Linked DNA regions of Homo sapiens: regions 2, 3 and 4 are each linked to region 1. Evidence: chromatin contacts called from ENCODE Hi-C or POLR2A ChIA-PET data. All regions are on one chromosome and are shown on one strand. Each heading gives the region's core, a stretch centred on a gene start or an enhancer-like site at or near the end of the contact. The rest is flanking DNA. Distances are from core to core; before and after follow the strand shown. Region 1 holds the start of LRPPRC (leucine rich pentatricopeptide repeat containing). Region 2 overlaps PPM1B (protein phosphatase, Mg2+/Mn2+ dependent 1B). Region 3 holds the start of DYNC2LI1 (dynein cytoplasmic 2 light intermediate chain 1). Region 4 overlaps PPM1B (protein phosphatase, Mg2+/Mn2+ dependent 1B).

Region 1 (5,422 bases), core at 842-3,341:
CCTCCTTTCCTTCCTTCAGGTTTCTGTTCAACGTTTTTCCTATTTAAAATATCAACTCTCCGGGCGTCGTGGCTCATGTCTGTAATCCCAGCACTTTGGGAGACGAGGCAGGCAGATTGCTTGAGGCCATGAGTTTGAGACCAGCCTGGGCAACACGGCAAAAACCCGTATCTACTAAAAATACAAAAATTAGCCAGGGCTTGGGCCTGTAATCCCGGCTACTCAGGAGGCTGAGGTGGGAGGATCGCTTGAGCCCAGACGTCGAGGCTGCAGTGAGCCAAGATCGTGCCATTGCTCTCCAGCCTGGGTGACAGAGCAAGACCCTGTCTTGAGAAAAAAAAAAAAAAAGCAACTCCCCCCATGACACCCTCAATCCCTTTACCCTGGCGTATTTTGCATCACAGTTCTTTTTGTCTTCCCAAATTAAACTTTAAAGAGCTTAATTAGAATCTAGGGTTGGTTTGTTTTGTTCTCTGCTGTATTCCTAGGATTTCAAATAGTGTATGGCACTGGATATGTATTCAATAAATACGTGTTGAATAGGTGAATAACTTGTATTCCCAGTGCTCAGTAATATAACCCAGAGTCAATCAATTCACCTTGTTTCTTTTGGGGGCTTGGAGCGGGTGTCTTCGTTCCCTCATCTCTCAAAGGAGAGGTGAGCTAGGTCATCTCAAAATAGACATTAATTTAACACATATTTAATGAGACCTACTGTGTGTCTGGCACTGGGTAGGTGTATGGCCTACAATAAGAGATCACAGTCCCTACTGATAAGGAGTTCGTGGGATTAACTGATAAGGAGTCCAGTGGGATAAACAGTCACTTCGGAAATGACCGTGGGAGGGCTTCCAGAGGAAATACCCGCCGCGTTTGCCTCGTGATAGGTAGGGGACAGGCAGGTGTAGAGGGAGTGGAAGGCTGTTCTCAGCTTCCCACGTGTGCACAGGGAACCGATCCAGTCTGTAAGCCCTGTGAAGGCAGCGACGTGGTTTTTTTGTTTTGTTTTAGACAGAGTCTCGCTGTGTCACCCAGGCTGGAGTGCAATGGCGCCATCTTGGCTCACTGCAACCTCCACCTCTCGGGTTCAAGCAATTCTCCTGCCTCAGCCTCCCGAGTAGCTGAGATTACAGGCGCCCGCCACCACGCCCGGCTAATTTTTTGTATTTTTAGTACAGATGGGGTTTCACCATGTTGGCCAGGCTGGTCTCCAACTCCTGACCTCAGGTGATCCACCCGCCTCGGCCTTCCAAAGTGATGGGATTACAGGCGTGAGCCACTTCGCCAGCGATGGGTTTAACTTGCCAGTTTTCTCCCCATATTTGGCTGGAGACTCTTAATTACATTGTTCTTTTACTTCTCACATGTATATGTGCATTTACTGAAGGGAGAGGCGCGGTAGGGGTGGAGGGTTGGGGAAGAGAGTCAGTTCAATTCCAGCTTTAAAACTATAGGATTTTTGGTAGAATTCATTTATTTTCTAAAGCGAGGCCCCGCGTACGCGCTTAGGGTGGGGACCTGCGCGTTCCTTTACACTGTTCCCAGGCCCTGATAATCCACATCCTATCATGTTGAACCTGGGAGGCAAACGGCAAGGTGCAAAAGACCTCCACGGTTTCTCCGGCCCGCGTTTCTGAGAGTGAAGGGCCGTTCCTATTGGACATGGCGTCAGGGCTGAACGTTAGCAGCAACATCTGCACTCGGGGGCGGGGGAAACCTTCCCACGTCCTGGGATCTTCATAGTCGGCTCTCCTCGAGAGTTCTCGGTATTTTTACTAGTTGGCCTCCCACAAGCCTCTGCGCCAACCTGGGAGGAGTTGACCTCTTGCGGCTCTACCAACAGAGGAGTGCAGGGGTGCAGCGAATGAACACGATGCCCAGATCGGAGACGGAAGACGGAAAAGAAAAGCTTCGATAATGAATCAAGCAACATCGTTTATGTAAATATTACATTGGGTCTTCTGTCCTCGGAGAAGTGCGGTTTTCCATCTTCCAACCTAAAACAATCCGTCGCTCCCCCCACATTTGGCACGCCCGGCAGTTGGTCTCTGCCGCGCCAGGCTACCCTGCGGTCACATGCTCCTCCTGTCCTTCTGGCGGAGCGTGCTTCCCGCTGCGGGGACGTTCGAGCAATGGCAGCCCTGCTGAGATCCGCGCGTTGGTTGCTGCGTGCCGGGGCGGCCCCGCGCCTCCCGCTCTCCCTGCGCCTCCTCCCTGGCGGCCCGGGCCGGCTGCATGCCGCCTCCTATCTGCCCGCCGCTCGCGCCGGGCCCGTGGCCGGGTGAGTGCCCAGGCCCTTTCTCCAGGCAAGCTGCGGCGCCAGGGTCCCCCGGGGTCGTGGGTGCCGGCAGGGACCGGGTCCTGCCTGTGCTCGCCACCCTTCTCCCCGCCCCAGGACCTAGCCTCCCCGGGCTCCGCACCACGCTCCCTACCAGGGGTTTTCGGGTGACAGGGTTAAGCGCCTTCAGAAGGTCACGGCTGTGGGCATGGCCTGCCTCCGGCTTGAATCCTGCCCCCGCCACTTCAGCCTGGACCTTACTGCCCTCGGGGTACCCATGGTCAACGAAGATGAGGGGGGCTTTGAAGACTGCTTTGGGAAGTCGGGTGGTGGTCTTTTCCTTACACTTGGCCAGCTTGGGTGGTGTCCCACGTGCGGTCACCGTTGGTGATCAGTAACCACCTAGCATTTAGATATTGGAAATTTAGCTTTTTGCGAGGGATGGGGCGGCGAGGAGTGGGTTGGGAGTTTGGGTGAGCCACGGATGACTTAAAGCTGGACGCTGGATTATGATCACTTTGGGCTTTTGCCTGCGTTCTCTTGAATGGAGTTTTCCTTCAGCATTTAAGAAGGTGTTGCGCGAGTTGGGCTGGAGTGCAGTGGCGCGATCTCAGCTCACTGCAACTTCCGCTTCCCGGGTTCAAGCGATTCTCCTGCCTCAGCCTCCCGAGTAGCTGGGATTACAGGTGTGCGCCACCATGCCAGGCTAACTTTTGTACTTTTAGTAGAGACTGGGTTTCACCATGTTGGCCACGCTAGTCTCGAACTCCTGACTTCAAGCGATCCTCCTGCCTCGGCCTCCCAAAGTGCTGGGATTACAGGTGTGAGCCACCGCTCCCGTCCTGTAAGTGTCTTTGAATGAATGAGCACATGCAAGGCACTCTGTTGGAATCTGGGGATGCAAAGGCAAGTTAAACTCTAAGTGGGTGTCAGATAGGCGAATAAATGCTCTCATGGTTTGAGGTTTATCAGAGATAGGTTTGGTATAGACTTTTGTAGTGGAGGGGAAAAGAAAAGTTGGTGAAAGTGTTCATTTGGTTATTAATAGTATTCTGACCACCAGAGAAGGGGAGATAGGTGCTGAGCTTTTAGCATTGGAGAAAAAATGATTTTGAAAGACTGATGCTTGTAAATTAAGGTACTTTGAGAGCTCGCGTAAGGACTGAGAGCCAGGGATCTGCAGTAGGCTGGGCCCAGACTGCAGCCTACTCCAGATTTATCTGCATTTTATCCTCAAATTATCTGCATTATGCCATTAGAGAAGTTACTTAACATCTCCAGGCCTCAGCTTCCTTAGCTATAAGGTGGGAGTAGTAGTAGTGTTAGGAATATTGCAGAATTATCTGTATTAAGCACTTAGTATAGGGCCTGATGCCTAGTAAGTGCTTTGTTGGTTACTACAGGAGTCATAATATCTACGGTTATGCGGACCTTCATGGACCAGCCTGAACACCTAATCTCGCCATAAAATTACGTGGAGGAAATAATTTATGATTTCTTAACAACTTAGTTATAATCTTTGGAATGGAGCGTACTTGTAATTTGGAGTCTGCCTATATTTTCTTATTGGGCTTGAACAGTTAACTTTCCGAAATCATGCCTCTGAGCACAGAACTATATACATCTCTTGGCTTTCAGAGTTTCTTTTGAGAAAGTTGTGCCCATTACTCTTATTTTTCTAATCCTCAGCATTTCTGTGAGGCCAGGGGAAGGTCCACATTTTCTTTTATCTTCACTGTTGCATTTGAGGAGAACTGAATAAAGAGAGAACATAGTTTAGTAGAAAGGGTGGTCTCGGTGTTCATCAGACCTGGGTTCTGTTTACTTACTGCGTAATCTCAGCCATCTTACTAACCTGTCTGTTCCTCAGTTTCATTATCTGTAAAGGCCTTTCCCCCTTATCTTTGTAAAGTTGCTTTCTTATCATTCAGATCTCAAATGTCTCTTCAGGGAAGCCTTACCTCAACACTCAATCCAAAACATGCCGGTCCCACTGTAGATTTATTCGTGGCACACCTCACTTGTCTGATATCATTACTTATTTCTCTGGTTTTTTTTTTTTTCTTTAGTAGAAGGTAAGCTATATGAGAGCAGGACTTTGTCTTGTTCACCACTGTGTGTTCAGGTGACAGCAGGCAATAAAGAAGTGATTGTTCCCTCTTTTTCCTGGACTCTGAGCACTGTATATAGTCTCCTACCCGACATCCTGTAAGCATGCCCAGATCTTGCCCACGTGAAACACAGAACCTTTCCTGGAACTCTGTTTACTCTAGAAGTTTCTCAGTCTCTTCCCTGTCCATACTTCTCTGTCCCTTTAATTTCATCACTTTTCATTCACTTTCCTATCCACTGCAGTCACACCGCTGTCAAAGGCCATTATTATCTTATTGATTTTTTTATTGTATTTTTGAAAAATTATTTCAAAAGTGCCTTGAAGAACAGTTGCAAAAATTATTCCTTAAGGTGCCTCGAGGGACAGTTGCAAAACCTGGGTGGTGGGAACAATAAACTAAAAATCACCCTTAATTATGTCAACCAGAGAGCCATTCATTGATAGCTGTCCTTCTAATGACTTATGTATGTGTAAGATGTATGTTTATTTAACTTTTTGAAAGGACCTCTTTTAATTACCAAATCCACTTTTTAGGCCTTGACCTGGCATATTACTCTGTCTTCCATTTTCCCCTTCATGAGACACTTTTCTTGGTATTGATGACACCATTTTTCTAGGTTCTCTTCTCTTTAGGATTTGTCTCATTTGCTTGATTCCTCTTGCTTCTGTTCACCTATTAAATGCTGATGTTCTTGGTAGTTTTACTCGTGGTCCTTCTGTGTTTTCTCAACATTTTCATTCTCTTTTGTGACCTTTTCCATTTTTCAGGGCATTACTTACCTATCTGATGATGTTTCTCCCAGATATGGACCATCTACTACACATCCACCTGCTTGAACTATAGGTACTTCAGAGCCAACACAGCTCAAATTGGACCCCTCCTTCTTCTTTCATCTGTTCCTCTTGTGTTCCCTATTTTCGTGAATGTTGCTGTTTCTACCTGCCTTCCAGAAAGATCCTGGATATCTACATATTTGTTTTCCCATTCATCTCTCACTCCCTTCACCCCCCATTTATTGATTGCACAAATG
Region 2 (5,422 bases), core at 954-3,453, 240 kb before region 1:
CTCAAGTGATCTGCCCGCCTTGGCCTGCCAAAGTGCTGGGATTACAGGCGTGAGCCACTGCGCCTGGCCTTCATTATAATTTTTTTTCAATGACAATGCAACTCCCAGTGGATTTCTACTTTTAGCATTAAGAAATTATGACTCTTGGTGGTAAATTCTACTCAGGTTAATAAACTAACGGTGAAGCAGCTTGGAAGCATTTGTTGCTTAGATTGTTTATTCCTTCACAATGTTATTTTAAAATTTGAGTTTTTTTTAATATAAAAGAGACATATATTTAAAATTTGAGATGGAGTCTCGCTGTTGCCCAGGCTGCTGTGCAGTGGCTGGATCATAGCTCACTGCAGCCTTGAACTCCTGAACTCAAGCAATCCTCCTGCCTCAGTTTCCCAACTAGCTGGGACTATAGGCATGTGACACCATGCTAGAGTACTTAGAATTTTTTTGTGTGTAGAAACCAGGTCTTGCTATGTTGTCCAGGCGGGTCTTGAACTCCTGGCCTCAAGCAATCCTCCTGCTTTATTACAGGCATAAGCTACCACATTCAGCTAAGCAGTCTTTTTTTTTTTTTTTTTTTTTGAGATGGAATTTTGCTTTTGTTGCCCAGGCTGGAGTGCAATGGCACGATCTCAGCTCACTGCAACCTCCGTCACCTGGGTTCAAGCAATTATCCTGGCTCAGCCTCCCGAGTAGCTGGGATTACGGGCATGCGCCACCATGCCTGGCTAATTTTGTATTTTTAGTAAAGACAGGGTTTCTCCATGTTGGTCAGGCTGGTCTCAAACTCCCGATCTCAGGTGATCTGCCTGCCTCGGCCTCCCAAAGTGCTGGGATTACAGGCATGAATCACTGTGCCTACCCTTAACAAAAAACTTTAATCATTGCAGAATAACGGATCAATATTTAGAAGAACTGCATAATTCAGTGAACCAGTATTTTCCAAATGACTAATTCATGATGTGACAAAATCATGCATAGCCAGAAGGTCCATTCAAAATGCAAGACAGACCCAGTGGATTTTAACATAACAAACTAAGAAAAGTCCTCTAATAAACTTTCCGATTTCACATTGCAACCAATCTTCAAGAAACTATCAGTTGTCAAGTTTTGATATCCACAGTTATCTGAAGTGACTAAAATATTCCTGTTTTCCAACTACCTATCTGTGTGAGGCCAGGTTTCTTCATAAACTTCAACCATCGGGCCATACCACACTTCAACAGACTGAACGCAAAAGCACAAACAAGAATTCAGTTCAACATTAAAGGGCTCACAAAAATGAAAAATGGTCCTTTTTACACTGAATTTTTGTATCCTAACTTATAAGACAATTATTTTTCATAAAATGGTTTATATATTAACATGTAATTGTTTTGTTAACAAATTAAAACAGTATGTATAATTTCTCAGCTTTAATTTCTAATATAGTAAATATCGATAGTATCCACAAAAGCAAAAGTTCACTGGAGTATACAATTTGTAAGAGTATAAGTGGGTCCTCAGACCAAAATACTTGAGAATAGCCAGGCTAGGAAATTCAGATGAGTCAACACTGAATATGGGTTTTTCTTTTACTAACTCATACATTATTTCTGTTTCAAGCACCAGTAACCCCCACCCTGCCCCCTGCCGGAAAAGTTTTTTTTTTTCTTTTTTTTTTTTTTTGAGACGGAGTCTCGCTCTGTCGCCAGGCTGGAGTGCAGTGGCGCGATCTTAGCTCACTGCAACCTCCGCCTCCTGGGTTCAAGCAATTCTTCTGCCTCAGCCTCCCAAGCAGCTGGGATTACAGGCAAGCACCACCATGCCCAGCTAATCTTTGTATTTTTAGTAGAGGCAGGGTTTCACCGTGTTGGCCAGGATGGTCACGATCTCTTGACCTCGTGATCCACCCGCCTTGGCCTCCCAAAGTGCTGGGATTACAGGTGTGAGCCAATGCACCCGGCCAAAGGCAGGTTTTTTTAAAAGGAGTATAAATATTTCTAGAGTACAGAAGGGGTTAATATTGTCCTGTACAGTTTGGTTAATTCCTCTTTGGAATTAAATTTTCAGAAATATGCCAACCATATAAGAAGTTTAAAATAACATTAAAAACTGAATCATACCAAATAGTAATATGTCACACTGTTTTTATCAATTCTTTATTTAGGTAACAAGTTGGTTATGTTCACTGCATTGTATGAAACATCACAATATCATACTGGGAAGTACTATCAGTACAGGGTTGGATCAGAGTGGACAGTTTGAACGATAAACCATTTTGCATTCTTCATTCCCTATCTTTTAACAACCCCCCAAACCCAGTAAAGGGACAAACAGCTTTTCACATCATCATGTAAAGCACTTTAACTTACAAGGCTAAAATCTAAAGAATAAATAAAATATATTGTGGCAATAATTCCTTTTAGACCAAAAATCAGGTGCACAATAAATCAAATGATCAGGAAAGCTGTCTGTATTTAAATGTGTGGCTCTCCAGAAACAGCTTCAGGAAAACGTTACAGAAAATACCATGAATTCCATTTCACAAAGGACCAGATGATGACTCATTTTAACTACACACAAGGGCAATTACATCCTGCTGAAACACAATTTAAACATACAGGAAAATGTTTACAAAGCATCCACAACATGTAAACCATGTACAAATGGATACATTCATTACTTCTCCTAACCCAGAAACTTCTTTCAGATAAATACTTTACTCTTCATGTTCAGCATTAATTGAATTTAATACATGCAAAACTCAGAAGAATTCAAGGTTACTGTAAAAATAGAATTAAACTAATAAATCTTCAAGTACCTTATGTGACAATCACTCTGTACCGTGCCCAATGTTATAAAATGAAAAGTTACTGAACCCATGAAAATATCTCTGTAGTATTTCCTTAGATCTAAAATAGATAATTTTAAATGTATTTATAGTAATTTCAATGTGATATTCTGAGCTTTTAAAATAACATAAATGATTAAAAATACCAAATTACACAAAACTCGTATCTTAAAAGCTGAAAAAATTAAAACTATAGAAACCCACATGTAAAACAAAAATCACAATTTACATTATAAAGGCAAATCTCATCTTTAAAAAATTTCCAACAGTGAGATGTCAAAGCAAATTATAAATAGCCATAAATTAATCCATTTGGTTTCAAAAGATTTTCTAGTGAGAGTTGAAGGATGCAGTAGATACATGCATAAAATTTGTAAGGGTTTATAATATTATTCCCAAATACACTTTATCTTGAAGCAAGGCAACATTACAATTTGGACATTATTGGAGAACCCAGTTTGGTAATACAGGTAAAATTGGAAAAAAATTAAATAACAATCAATAATAAATACATATCCTATAGAAATTGCTCAAATGAAATTCCAAGCCACAGAGCTGCAAAAGGCTTCCAACTTGGTGAACTGAAAAAAGGAACATATCATACAATTCTTTACTCTTACATGCTTACATGTTGTGTGTTTTGTTTAAAGAAAAAAAACATAATGTATTTTCAGAGTATAGCTAACTATATTTCCCATGCACCTCAGGCACATTGTTGATTTGTGGTGAAATAACTCCACTGGTTTCTAGGGCCGAAAGTTCAATACAGATGTAACGAGTATGCCTGAGGTTGGCAAAAAATACTGTAGTACAGGCAATGCTACAAGTGGCAACTGTCAGAAAACACAAATATGAACAAATGATGGGAAATGCTAATGATTTTCTGCTCATATCACAAAACGTTGGGAATCCGCAAGAATATTTTCCCCTTGTATTGAAGAAAATTGTGATTAAAAGTTTTTTCCCCCAATTTTCAGAATCAAAAGCATTTTAGAAGGTTTTTAAGGCTACCATGGGTCTTCTAGATCTCCAGCACCCTACAGGAAGAGAAAAGGAAGAATATTATTATTTACCTATGCCACTTCCAGATTGGATTGAATTTCAAAAGAAAACAAAATTGATGAACAAATTACCTTCCTTTCTTTGTCTGAAAAGGGTACTTTTACAGAGAGATGTTGTGTATTGCATATTGTGTGTGTACACGTGTATCTAATATGGATAGATAACTGGGTTGGGTTATTTTCCTCCCCTCTCCATCAAATGCCTTCCTTTCTCAAAGCACTTAAAAATATTCTGGCATTGGAAAAATACATCAAAACATCAGCTATAACATCCAAAGATTCCGAAGTTTCAATTTATGGTAACTTAAAGCAACTTTAGACACATGATATAAATATAAACGTAAAGACGAAAAGTTAATGTTCTACAGTTATAAAATAATTTTTAAAAAATATTTTTCCCTATGTGACAAATCTATAATTTAAAAATCCCTTTAAACAAAAACTCTCATCTGCCACTATTTTAAAAATAGCCCATAATTGTTCAATTTCTTAATAACTAACAAAAATTTGTAACAAAATGGACAATTCTGCAATCTTTAAAATGCTCACTGTGGCAATTTTCTCACATGTCTAATGTGTGCCCATAATGTCCAAAGATTAATATTTTGTACCACAAAAGATGGATAAGAAAAAGAATAGATTTAAGTATGCAACACATATATTTTAATATTAAACTTTTCCTTTTTGTTAATGAAAAAAGGTAAGCCAAAAGTGTTCTAAATGTTATATAAATACAAATGAATTTCTAATGGGTATTCTTCCAATATACCAAACTTGGTTGTTTTTAAAAAATTAATTCAAAAATAAGTACAACATGCATAGATTATTCCACATCACATGCTTTATTTGGACTTAAACACTTATAATTTCATTCTAAACACTTGGTTGACATACATTTTGATGTGTGTAGTTAGGCTATACAGAATATACAAACCAAAGCTGTATGAATAATACATAGGTTTTTCAAAAGTTATGTTTCATAAAGAATACAGAGAAAGGAAAAATAGCCACACATCCAATATCTCACAACTTCTAAAAATAAAACTACAGAGATGTAAAATATAAACAAATCAAACAACACACAAATTATCATCCTTGAAAGAAAAATTACAGGCCAGCATCAGCCATTCTTTGAAGAACTAAAATTATTAAAGAAAACATAAATTTATTACAAAGCTAACTATGAGTGTACTAATAGGTAAAATAATATGAAGCAGTATAATTCTACATTAACAAGTTTTTCCATAATATAGCATAATCTCTCTAATCAAAATTTCTAATTCTATCTAGTATTAATTTAACTACTGACTTTAATTCATAATTGGTAGCCTAATTTCTGGCATACAATGTGAAATGACATATAATTTCATTAAATCCATAGTACTATAAATAGTCAATTTTACACTATCTCATAAAGGTGTATGCAAAGGCCTTTTTAAAAAACAAGGCTATCTGAATATAATAAAACTAGTTTTCCAAGATTCAAATAACAAAACAGTTATATAAATGCATACATTACACTTCCTAGGTT
Region 3 (5,422 bases), core at 2,115-4,614, 220 kb after region 1:
AAACAGAGACTTACAACAAGTGGGGAGGGGTCCCTTCCTACCAATCAGTGGTCCACTGGAAATGCTGCCATATTTTCCCCAGATATTTCAAAATAATTAATAACCCTGTAACAAATATCATTGACACAGTTCAATTATTCCTTTAATGAGATTTCTAAAAGTAAAGTAACAATCTAAAATATAAAATTGTTAAGATACTGACTTACTGATTTAGAGACTGACTTAGATATTTACATGAATCCTAGCTTTTACACTCAATTGTGGTAGAAGACCTGAATATTTTCAAATCATGAAATAAAAAATAGTTTAAATATATTTTTCTAAAATTTTGTTTACTATTATAGTTTTTCCTAGATTAATAATAAGCACTTTTTAATTCATGCTAAACCAGATTGGTCATCTGGTTAAAGTGTTGAAGTATCTACATTTTAATCAAAGTATTAACAGATATTTTACCAATGGTTGTTAAATCATCACAATAATTGAAAAAAAGAAAGCATTACCCCATTTTTACTGCCAATGAAGAAAACAAATTTTTCTGCAATTTCAGCTCCATCACCTTCACTTCCATTAATTCCCCTTTTTTCCACTTCAGCTTTTGCAATTTCCCAGAGAGTTTCACTACATGAGAGGCAGAAAAAACAAAATTGAGGGAAAAAGAATTCTTTCAAATATTTATTTCAAGCTCAGAGAAATTTTATTTCAGTATAATTTATGAAACAAATGAACATTATTTTCTGAGGAACAATAATCTGGTAAAACATCTGAGGATTAGTCATTCTATGATTTTATTTTTCTTTTGTTGCTTTGAACTAGTTCTCTGAAGAATACTGAAATTGATAAGCAGAGCCTTTATTGCCAGGATTTGAGGCTGTCACATTTGGGTCTTCCCCTACGGTTCATAGCTGTGTATGTCAGCTTCTCAGACACATATGGAGGTACAATGACTTTGGGAATGTACAACTTGAAAACCACAAACATTTAAGTCACCTAGGAAGATGGGAAAAGTACAAAACCAGTGTATCAAATAATCTTTCCTCCCTGAAACATTTCTTTTTTGTGTTTTAGATTATGTTTTTAGGTAAAAAAAAATTTTGTTTAATATAAAAGTATATGGGAGGCTGAGGCAGGAGGATCACTTGAGATCAGCCTAGGCAATACAGGAAGATCCCATCTCTACTACTGCTACTACTACTACTACTACTAATAAATTAGCATGGGGGAGGGATAGCATTAGGAGAAATACCTAATGTAAATGATGAATTAATGGGTGCAGCAAACCAACATGGCACATGTATACATATGTAACAAACCTGCACGTTGTGCACATGTATCCTAGAACTTAAAGTATAAAAAAAGAAGAAGAAGAAAAGAAAACAAACAAAAAAAATTGGCTGAGGCTGGGAGTGGTGGTTCACACCTGTAATCCCAGCACTTTAGGAGGCCAAGGTGGGTGGATCACTTGAGGTCAGGAGTTCAAGACCAGCCTGGCCAACATGGTAAAACCCCATCTCTACTAAAAAAAAAAAAAAAAAAAAAAAAAAAAAATTGGCCAGGTGTGGTGGCGGGTGTCTGTAACTCCAGCTACTCAGGAGGCTGAGGCATGAGAATCACCTGAACTCAGGAGGTGGATGTTGTATTGAGCCAAGATCGTGCCACTGCACTCCAGCCTGGGCAACAGAGCGAGACTCTGTCTAAAAAAAAAAAAAAGAAAATAAAAAAAGAAAAAGAAAAGAAATTAGCTGGGTGTGGTGACATGCACTCGTGGTCCCAGCTACTAGGGAGGCTGAGGCAGGAGGATTGCCTGAGCCCTGGAGGTCGAGGCTGCAGTAAGCATGTTGACATCACTGCACTCCAGCCTGGGTGACACAGCAAGACCTTGTCTCCCCCCGCCAAAAAAAAACCATAAAGAAAGAAAGAAAAAAAAACCCTAAAACCACAAACATTTTGAAAACAATCCTTTCATTGATTTCTTTACACAGATATATAACTTTACACGATAAAATCATATATATATTAATTAAAGCCTAAGTGAAAATGGAATATTAAACTAAAAACTAACCATGGGCAAGACCTGATAGGTCCTAGCCTGATTCTGCTACTTCCTATGTATGTGAACTTGGGAAAACTACCTAACCTCTTTAAATCCTTCATTCCTTTATTAATTAAACAAATATTTATTGAGCACCTAATATATGCAATCCTCTGTGCTATTCCCCAGGCTCAATTGTTTCTCTATCTCTAAAAAGCCAATAAAAAAGAGTATCAGCTTTATAGGATTGTCATAATTGTTAAAATATATATGTAGTTTAGGGCATGGCCTATACAATTACAAAAATTATTGAGGGCTTGTAATTATACTATTCAAGAACCAGGAATAAGAAAAAGGGTCAAAACAGGAGTCCTTAAATGTTTGCACTAAAATTCATGCATTTATTTCACAGGTGAGCCTTCAGAACTCAGTTTCGGGCTGTTTGCTCTTCATTTACACAACATTCTTTCAAAATATGAGGATCTGCTTTCCAAATACCTAGCAGAGAGGAAAGACGGAGGTGCTGCAGTCAGCCACGACACCTGCGGAAATCGGGAAGTATAACCATAGCTTTATAACTAACCAATTATCCCTTGATGGAAAGCTGACAATTCTCCACACTATCCCAAGGAGAGAAAAAGATTTATCCTGCTCTGTGATGCACTCCCTGACCCCTCTCCCCGACGTGCTTAAGCATAAATTGTTGAGAAAAGGTTTAGGAATATCTTGTGAACAGGTAATTAAAATGAATATCATAGAATTGAACAGCTAGAATATAGTTTACAAACCCTCTCCCGTTTCCCCCCTTAAAAGTGATGTTATACTTTCCACAGTGCCTTCCAAGTTTCCCCTCGCTTATTACTGCGAACCCCCGCACCAGGAGGGGAGGCCCCTGGGGAGAGGAGGCTTTGTGGTCTAGCTCATCGCCGAATGTCCTGCTCCGGAAGTAGTCTCTGGCCTGCAAGAAACTTTTATTCAATCATTGAATGGGTGGAGTTGCTGATCTTTCCAAATCTCTCACTTTTCTACCTAGGGAACTTTCTTTTCTTTCCTGTTTGCGGCAGAATCTTTATGCTCAAGGCTGATTCCTAGGTCCCCGACCCTGCATATCCTGGTGGCAAGTAGCCACCCCCACAATCTTCCAACAGCTGGTCCCGCCTGGGCTTCCTCTCTCCAGGAATACTCTCAGTAGCCTTTCCCACGCAAGCCGGGTTCAGGGAATACCTGGGCATCGTCGACGGCCTGGCTGCCGCAAACGTCACAGGCTCGGAGTAGTGACCAGCCTAGAATCAGGCGGCGAGCTCCGCAAGGAGTCTGGGAGTGAGGCCTTCTGGGTTGCCATGGGAGCGACGTCGCGGCCGCGGTTGCGTGGGGAGACGGGCATCATGGGAAATGTAGTTTTCAGGAGTCCTTTTACATCTCATTCTCGGCCTCAAGCCTTAGGATTGCTTTTAGATCCCAAGTTAGTAACTCCTTGTTACCTCCTAGAACGAGATGATAAGGGGTTACAAACCTGGGATCTAAAAGCAATTTTCTTTTATTTTAAAATTTTTTTACTGGGTGTCAACTATATGCCAAGGGTCTCTGCTCTCTCTCTCTCTCATCTTTCACTTTTTTCTTCCCAATCGCCATGATTTAGGAATAGAGGGTGTAACAATCTCTTGAGCTGTTTTCTGCTAATTTACTAGAAGCAAGGAATATTCGGACTTTAAAATTTAAAATAAGGCACGTAATTTTAATATTTTCCAACTTTCTAGATGTTTAGTTGTTTCAAGTTTTATTCAATAGCACATTGTGTATTTATTAATAAATTAATGAAGCAAGTGCATCTCCTACATACTTCATTTACTTTGTGAATGTAGATTATTTTCTTTTGGAACTTTGTGGTCTCTTTATAGATCTGCAGGAGTGTCCAAATAAATAACGAGCATTGAAATAAATAACAATCATTGAATATGCAAGGCCCTATGCTACACAGAATAAGGAATAAAGAGATGAGTAAGAAAAGATCGCTGCCCTTAAGAAAGACACACACTCAGCTAATTATAAGCACCTAAGGAAGTGAGTGATCTAAACTATTGTATAGAGGTACAAAAATTGCATGAGGGCAAGTGACCAATTATGCCTGAAGGAGATGGTGAAACCATGGCACTGATAGTATTTGGTCTGTATTGAATGCTGAGTAGACTCAGGCTTTCTAGCCTAAGATGCCCTGAATATTTGAAGGAGATACCCTCCCTCCAGTCCTCTACTATTCGGCTTGATTTCTATGGTGCGATGTTCAAGTACATGGGCTTTGGCGTGAGATGGACCTAGGTTCAAGTTCTGACTTGGCCACGCTGGCTAAGTTGTCACATTGCCACATCGGGTAAATCACTGAATTTCTGATCCTGTAAAGCGGGAAAGATTGTGAATCTTAAATGAGATAAATGTAGGTAAAACATAACTTACGTGGGTGTCTGACACATTATAACTGCTTAATGCTTGTTATTATTGTGTGATAAGCTGCTGGTCAGCAACTTCGAACAAAGAAACACAAGGAACACATTCCTGGAAACAAGGCTGATGGTTGATAAAAGGGTGTTTATTTCAAATAAAGTCATTGGGAACAAAATCCTCCCAACACCTAGGTATATTTTGGAGACGTAAAGAACACTAAGCTGCACATAGGAAGGGAATTAATGGGAGTAGAGCTCACCGAAGAAAGGATGATTTTTCAAAGGAGGCTTATACATCTGTCATTGAATCAACAGCTATAGCCTGGTGCTAAGCCAGACTTTAAGCTCACAAACTGATATGGGACAGATTGTAATGAATTGTAATGATTTGGGTTCTAGAACTTCAGAATACTTTTGCATGCTAGTTAGGAAGGCCTGTTGATATTGATAGCAATAACGACAGCTAACATTTTTGCCAAGTGCTTGCTATGTACTGGGCACAATACTCAGTACGAGTACTTCAAAAGTACACTTGTTTGAATAACGGGGAGAGGTGTTTGAAGGAGGGAGCTTGGTAACCAGGAAAGTGAAGGTGATCCGGCTGGGCCCTGATCAGCAGCATTGATTCAGGGTTGATTCAGTTGATCTGACTGAGCAGGTGAGTTCCCCTTTCTTCCCTCATTCCTCTTGAGGCCTTCATACTTGGGCAAAGAAAGTGACTTTCCTGGGTAGATGAAGATTGTTCTTAAGGTAAGAATGGAAGGAGAAGGAGACAATTTTATGCTGCTTTCTGGATGGAATGAGCAACAGTGCAGAAGGGTAAAGGCGTGTGCAGGATGTATTTGGGAAACTGAATAGTTTGGGTTGCGATCATATAAAGTGCCTGGTGGAGCTACAGTGGAAGAGCAAACTGGGCAGGTAGATGGGGCTACTGTGAAGGATGCTGTAGTCT
Region 4 (5,422 bases), core at 1,549-4,048, 190 kb before region 1:
AGGGGAAAGGGGAAGCTGTTGTTTAATGGGCATAGAGTTTCAGTTTTGCAAGATGAAAAAGTTCTGGAGATTTGTTGCACAATAATGTGAATATACTTAACACTACTGCAGTGTATGCTTATTTTTCTTTTTTGCAGCAACCATGGCCTGATAGGAACTGTACACTTAAAAATGGTTAAGATGGTTATGTTGTATTATGTGCTTTTTGTACTACAATTAAATTTTATTTAAGCTTTTGGGGGTAAGAGTAGAGCTAGAAAGTCATCTACACAAAAAGAAGAATCCAAATAGCACGAGACTTCTCATCAACAAAACTAGACCACAGAAAATTCCTTTGACATTCCATAGCAGAAAATCAAATGATAATGTCTAAATGAAAAATCATTAAATAGTTGTATAAACCTTTTAGTTAAAAATCAGGCCAGGCACAATGGCTCACGCCAATAATCCCAGCAGTTTGGGAGGCTCAGGCGGGTGGATTGCCTGAGTCCAGCAGTTTGAGACCAGCCTGGGCAACATAGTGAGACCCTGTCTCTATAAAAAAAAAAACTTCAAAAATTAACTGGGCACGGTGGTGTGCGCCTGTAGCCCCAGCTACCTGGGAGGCTGAGGCGGGAGGATTGCTTGAGCCCAGGAGGTGGAGGGTGCAGTGAGCTGAGATGATATGACTGCGTTCCAGCCTCGATGACAGAGCAAGACCCTGTCTCAAAAGAAAAAAAGCTTGTACACATGAAATATTTAAAATAATGTGCTTCTATCTTCAAAATTTAACTGATGCCACATATACTCCAAAGTGTTACCAAGAAATATTTCTATGATATAGCCAAGTACTCTTCACTTCCAGCCTGTTCCTAGACAATGTGTAGATTAATGGCTTTCATTATTATAAAACATTGCTAAAATAAATGATAGTAGTAATAAAATCTAATAACCAGCTTAAGTTCAAAGAGATGCTTGAAAAGTCACATACTAATAACACCATTCCAGGACCTTACAGAACATACTCATTCACAAACACCTGCATCAAATCCTATACTGCTTGAATGAGAAGCAAAAGAAAAACAACTCCACCCATCAGTAAACTCACAGAAACAGAACATGTAGCTCACATCCTTTCTTCCAATTCTTAGTATCATCAGAATTAAATTATTTAAGTCCTCCCCTCTTCCAAATCAATTCTGATGAACTGTAGTATCAGTGGCATTCACTTCAGATTTTCAAAATCATAACTGACATTCAAAAGGGCTTGAATAATTGTTTAAGAGATATTTTACAGTTTTCATTATAATTGCTGAATAACATTGGCATTGACCACACCCAGGTCCAATGGCAAGGAGATGTTACTGATAAAAATAGGCTAGTCACTTTCAATAATTCTCCAAAAGCTGGAAACTATAGCTCTACATTAGAGCAAGATTATGAAAACAAATTTATTCAGTAAATCAGATTCTCTGAAATCATAAGTGAGAGACCCCAGATACAAGAATAATTTAGATTTTCTTGTCCTAAATCAAAAGCTCAGCTAGAAATTTCAAACTCAGGACAACAGTGTAACTTACCCCTCTCCAAGCCTTTCAACAAGAAAAATATAGTTCATAAAATGGAAATAGCTTTGTTGACAGTGGTATTTTGCTTTAGTCGCAAATTTAATCTGAGAAAAAAAATCTATCACACTGAATACATACAGTGTGCTCTAAAAACCAAACTACATGCAGACCTATGAAAAGTATTTATTCAGGCTATATCAAAAACAGAAAATTACCACTTAATCAACTTTAAAGTAGCAGTTCTCAACATAGGGCAAGGTATCATACAAGAGGAATTAATTTAACGTCACTTGTCATGCTTTTCCAAATTCTACAAGACACAACTATAGGCAGGAACTTAGATGAATCTCATTAACAATGCTGAAAGAAACTAGAAATCAAAGAGTATACAATGTATGATTCCATTTAAATGAAATGTAAAAACAGGCAAAACAGTTTAGAAGCCAGGTAAGCATAAAATGTATACAATAATTAGGATTACTATAAAACCCAATAATATTAAAGTCATTATCAAAATATTTTTTAAAACTTGGCATAGTAATACATGTCTTCTTCACTAACACAACAGTATCTAGTGGCCGGTCTAATAAGTGTCATAATTCTGAAGTAGTGGTGAGTTTAATAATATTTTAAGATACCTGCAACAACTATAAAGTGATATAGAAATATCTGACTTCTAAAGAAGACAAGTAAAAAAGTATTGCTATACTACATTGATAATTGAAGAAAATGTTAAAATTCAGTTAGAGATTAGTGAAAATAAAAACATGATTCTCCTGAATTTTACTGATAGATCCCTATGTGGGTCTGTGGGCTCCAGCTTAAGAATCCCTGATTTAGTCTGTGCCAACAGCAACTTAGGGGAGAAGAAGGGAGGCATAATCTATCAAGTAGTCAGTTTTGAACATGTTCAGTTAGAGATGTCTATTATATGTCCAGTGGAGATACTGCAGGAAGGTGGATCTAGAAATAAAGCATTCAGGAGTGGGATCAAGAATGAAGACATAAATTCGGGGGCATTTATATGATAATTAAATCTCCACTTAAACCCCTTGAGAACAGAGTAAATATAATTTAAAAAGAGAAGACACTAAAGAACTAAGTTCTTGAGCACTCCAACATTTAAAGGTCAAGAGACGAAAAAAAATGCAGTAAAAATTACTGAGAATCAGCAACCAGAGTTGTGGGAGGAAAACCAACAGTGTGGTACCCCTGACAACAAAGAAAAATGTGCTTACAGAGGAGGAAGTGATAAACTGCGTCAAATGCTGCTAACAGGTCAATGTCCTATCAAAAAGAACAACCACTGGATACCTATTAGAGCAGCAGACATTTTCTGTGTGCTAAGAATTGTTTCAACGTATTTACAGGCATGAACTCATTTAATCCTCACAATAATCCTATGAGGAAGGTACTATTATAATCACTACATTACAAATAAGGAAACATACAATGAGGTTAAGAACTTGCCAAAGACACACAACTATCAAGTGGTAAAACTAAGAACTAGGCCAGGCACAGTGGCTCACGCCTGTAATCCCAGCACTTTGGGAGGCCGAGGCGGGCGGATCACGAGGTCAGGAGATCGAGACCATACTGGCTAACACGGTGAAACCCCATCTCTAATAAAGACACAAAAAATTAGCCAGGGACGGTGGCGGATGCCTGTAGTCCCAGCTACTCTGGAGGCTGAGGCAGGAGAATGGTGTGAACCCGGAAGGCGGAGCTTGCAGTGAGCCGAGATCGCGCCACTGCACTCCAGCCTGGGCGACTGAGCGAGACTCTGTCTTGAAAAAAAGAAGAAAAAAAAACTAAGATACCAAATCATGCAGTCCAATTCCAAAGCCAAATCTCATCCTCAGGCTCAAAGTTGGGTCAAAAAGCTCTCTGGCTAATTCTCTCCCTTCCTCCTGGGGCTCACTGGTATGCCCTTCAATGTACTTATGTAATAAAGAAGCTGAAGCTTTAGGCTTTACTGGGTGGTGATGAGGAGGCAGGCCTTTTGGCTTCCTCTGGTTTTAGGTCATTCAGGCCTACCTAACAACTTATGTAAACCTTATCCCAGTATCCAGCTGTACTTGATTCTGGAGACTGACTCTCCATCCAGTTAAATGCCTATTATTCTGTCTTACTTATCCTACTCTGTGCAGATATTTGTTTCCAAAACCACACGGGAAGAATGTTCAAGGCAAAATGTGGATATTCCTCATCTAAATGGTCTGATTTCATCGAATGTCACTTGGCAAGTAATACAACACAGTAGTTAAGAACATGCACATGGGACAGTCTAAGATGGTAGTGGTGGTCACAGCAGAGGTTTTTAATATCCTCCCCCAGACAAAGCAATCCAACAACAAAGGTATTATTCCCCCATAAACTACAAACTGTTATAAGACCCAAGTGGTATTAGCATTTGTGCAAAAGGAAGCAAAAGGAAAACAGGCTTCTGAAGATCCTGAGATGAGAGAAACTCCAACATCACCAATAGCTACTCACTGAAAAGTGTGACAGGATAATCTAGTAACAGCTAAAACTGAAAGGGAATTCTGCAAGACCCAACTGCTGGGGTCATGCAAAGGGACCAATATACAACAAGATCTGATAGTGCTGGAGCAATCTAGATCCCATAAACTCTGAAATAAATGCTCCCTTGTTAGACGAAGCTCTACACTAAAGAAAAACTGCTAAGAAGAAAATCTAAATTACAAAAAAATCCACACATACCCTACCTTCCTAAAAGTTCAGGAAAACATCACGGTCCAATTCTACACAAAGTAATTATAAGAAAGAAAAAAAGTATGAAAAATAAAGCCCCTAGAGTCAAAGAAAGCATAACTAGGAAAAAGTGCCTACTAAACAGAGGAAACCTGTAACCTATTATTTCAAAACAAACTAAAGAGAAAAGTAAAAAAAGAAAAGCAAATCACAATTAGAAAACTTAAATATTAGGTAATCAAGAACAAAGTAATTATAAATTACTAGTATTGGCCAGGCACTGTGGTTCACTCCTGTAATCCCAGTACTTTGGGAGGCCGAGGCAGGTGGATCACCTGAGGTGGGGAGTTTGAGACCAGCCTGACCAACATGGAGAAACCCCATCTCTACTAAAAATACAAAAAATTAGCCAGGCATGGTGGTGCATGCCTGTAATCCCAGCTACTCAGGAGGCTGAGGCAGGAGAATCACTTGAACCCAGGAGGCGGAGGTGGCGATGAGCCAAGATCATGTCATTGCACTCCAGCCTGGGCAACAAGAGCAAAACTCTGTGTCAAAAAAATAAATAAATAAAAATTAAGAAAAAAAAGAAATTACTAGTATTTCCCATATGTCTGGAGTATCGTCCATAGAGAATGTTTCTCACGATATAACATACAGCCATTTCAGAACCCAAAACACCAATATTCCTGACCAAACAGCTCAAACACTGATGTCCTGTGTGGTAGAATTAGCCAACTATCAGTCGTAAGAAGAAGCTTCTCAAAATAAGGTACTTTGTGGCATTTCAAACTATTGGTAACGCCTCGATTCTGGAAACTCTTAACAGTTGTGTTGACTTTCAAAACACTCTCAAATCAAAAAAACTTTATTCTTTTTTCTTTATTCTTTATTCTTTTTTCTGTACCCTCTGAAAAAGGGAAGTGGGGTCCCAAGATAATAATTAACCTTCAACCCAAAACACAGTATCTGCCCTCTGATGCAATCTCATGGCTTAAGCTATGTCTACACTGACTTCAGATGAATTTTAGTCTAGATTTTAAACACAAAGCTTGGTTATGCTACATCTCTCTTCAAATATAACATAATCAAAAACTTCATCTCTGCACCCAAGCCACCTTCATATGCCTACCCACCTATTTGTATTAGTAACAGCATTC

What was found. Hi-C counts contacts between places; a loop is a spot of excess contacts on that map. ChIA-PET counts read pairs that join two places held with the same protein, here RNA polymerase II (POLR2A). Pooled maps may share reads with other maps.
Region 2: a loop to region 1 is called in a map of CD8-positive, alpha-beta T cell, with 5 times the contacts of the local background. The contact joins the enhancer-like site here to the promoter of LRPPRC in region 1. A Hi-C loop is called at or near these places in 4 of 168 maps with a recorded cell type or tissue (CD4-positive, alpha-beta T cell, CD8-positive, alpha-beta T cell, Caco-2 and 1 more) and 7 of 50 pooled maps. POLR2A ChIA-PET finds 5 or more read pairs at or near these places in 4 of 52 experiments (H1, OCI-LY7, WTC11 and 1 more).
Region 3: a loop to region 1 is called in a map of CD8-positive, alpha-beta T cell, with 23 times the contacts of the local background. The contact joins the promoter of DYNC2LI1 here to the promoter of LRPPRC in region 1. A Hi-C loop is called at or near these places in 10 of 168 maps with a recorded cell type or tissue (B cell, CD14-positive monocyte, CD4-positive, alpha-beta T cell and 5 more), 4 of 37 single-sample maps with no recorded cell type and 16 of 50 pooled maps. POLR2A ChIA-PET finds 5 or more read pairs at or near these places in 1 of 52 experiments (activated CD4-positive, alpha-beta T cell).
Region 4: POLR2A ChIA-PET joins it to region 1 with 12 read pairs in HEK293. The contact joins the enhancer-like site here to the promoter of LRPPRC in region 1. A Hi-C loop is called at or near these places in 2 of 168 maps with a recorded cell type or tissue (CD4-positive, alpha-beta T cell and cardiac septum) and 2 of 50 pooled maps. POLR2A ChIA-PET finds 5 or more read pairs at or near these places in 6 of 52 experiments (H1, HEK293, MCF 10A and 3 more).

The regions. Positions count from the first base shown.
Region 1 is chr2:43,992,658-43,998,079 of GRCh38, reverse strand. It overlaps LRPPRC (leucine rich pentatricopeptide repeat containing), which reads left to right and starts at 2,091. Exons shown (of 38, transcript NM_133259.4): 1 at 2,091-2,281. The coding sequence starts at 2,133. RefSeq lists enhancers at 1,814-2,093, 1,889-2,540 and a silencer at 2,194-2,513.
Region 2 is chr2:44,230,761-44,236,182 of GRCh38, reverse strand. It overlaps PPM1B (protein phosphatase, Mg2+/Mn2+ dependent 1B), which reads right to left. Exons shown (of 6, transcript NM_002706.6): 6 at 4,711-5,422. Among named protein-coding and RNA genes, the nearest start is that of SLC3A1, 42 kb to the left of the region's middle. RefSeq lists enhancers at 1,268-1,767, 1,768-2,269. Within about 2 kb of position 2,203, at least 3 of the 41 ENCODE cell types and tissues checked have a DNase peak (open chromatin) inside an H3K27ac peak, as active enhancers do.
Region 3 is chr2:43,771,981-43,777,402 of GRCh38, reverse strand. DYNC2LI1 (dynein cytoplasmic 2 light intermediate chain 1) reads right to left here and starts at 3,364. Exons shown (of 13, transcript NM_016008.4): 1 at 3,257-3,364; 2 at 504-621. The coding sequence starts at 3,264. LOC105374571 (a long non-coding RNA gene) reads right to left here and starts at 3,250. Exons shown (of 2, transcript XR_940033.2): 1 at 2,857-3,250; 2 at 2,411-2,530. It also overlaps the pseudogene RN7SKP66. RefSeq lists an enhancer at 3,429-3,478.
Region 4 is chr2:44,181,672-44,187,093 of GRCh38, reverse strand. All of the region lies in intron 1 of PPM1B (protein phosphatase, Mg2+/Mn2+ dependent 1B), which reads right to left. Among named protein-coding and RNA genes, the nearest start is that of PPM1B, 16 kb to the right of the region's middle. RefSeq lists an enhancer at 2,692-2,791 and a silencer at 3,510-3,804. Within about 2 kb of position 2,798, at least 3 of the 41 ENCODE cell types and tissues checked have a DNase peak (open chromatin) inside an H3K27ac peak, as active enhancers do; they include CD4-positive, alpha-beta T cell, where a contact is called at or near this core.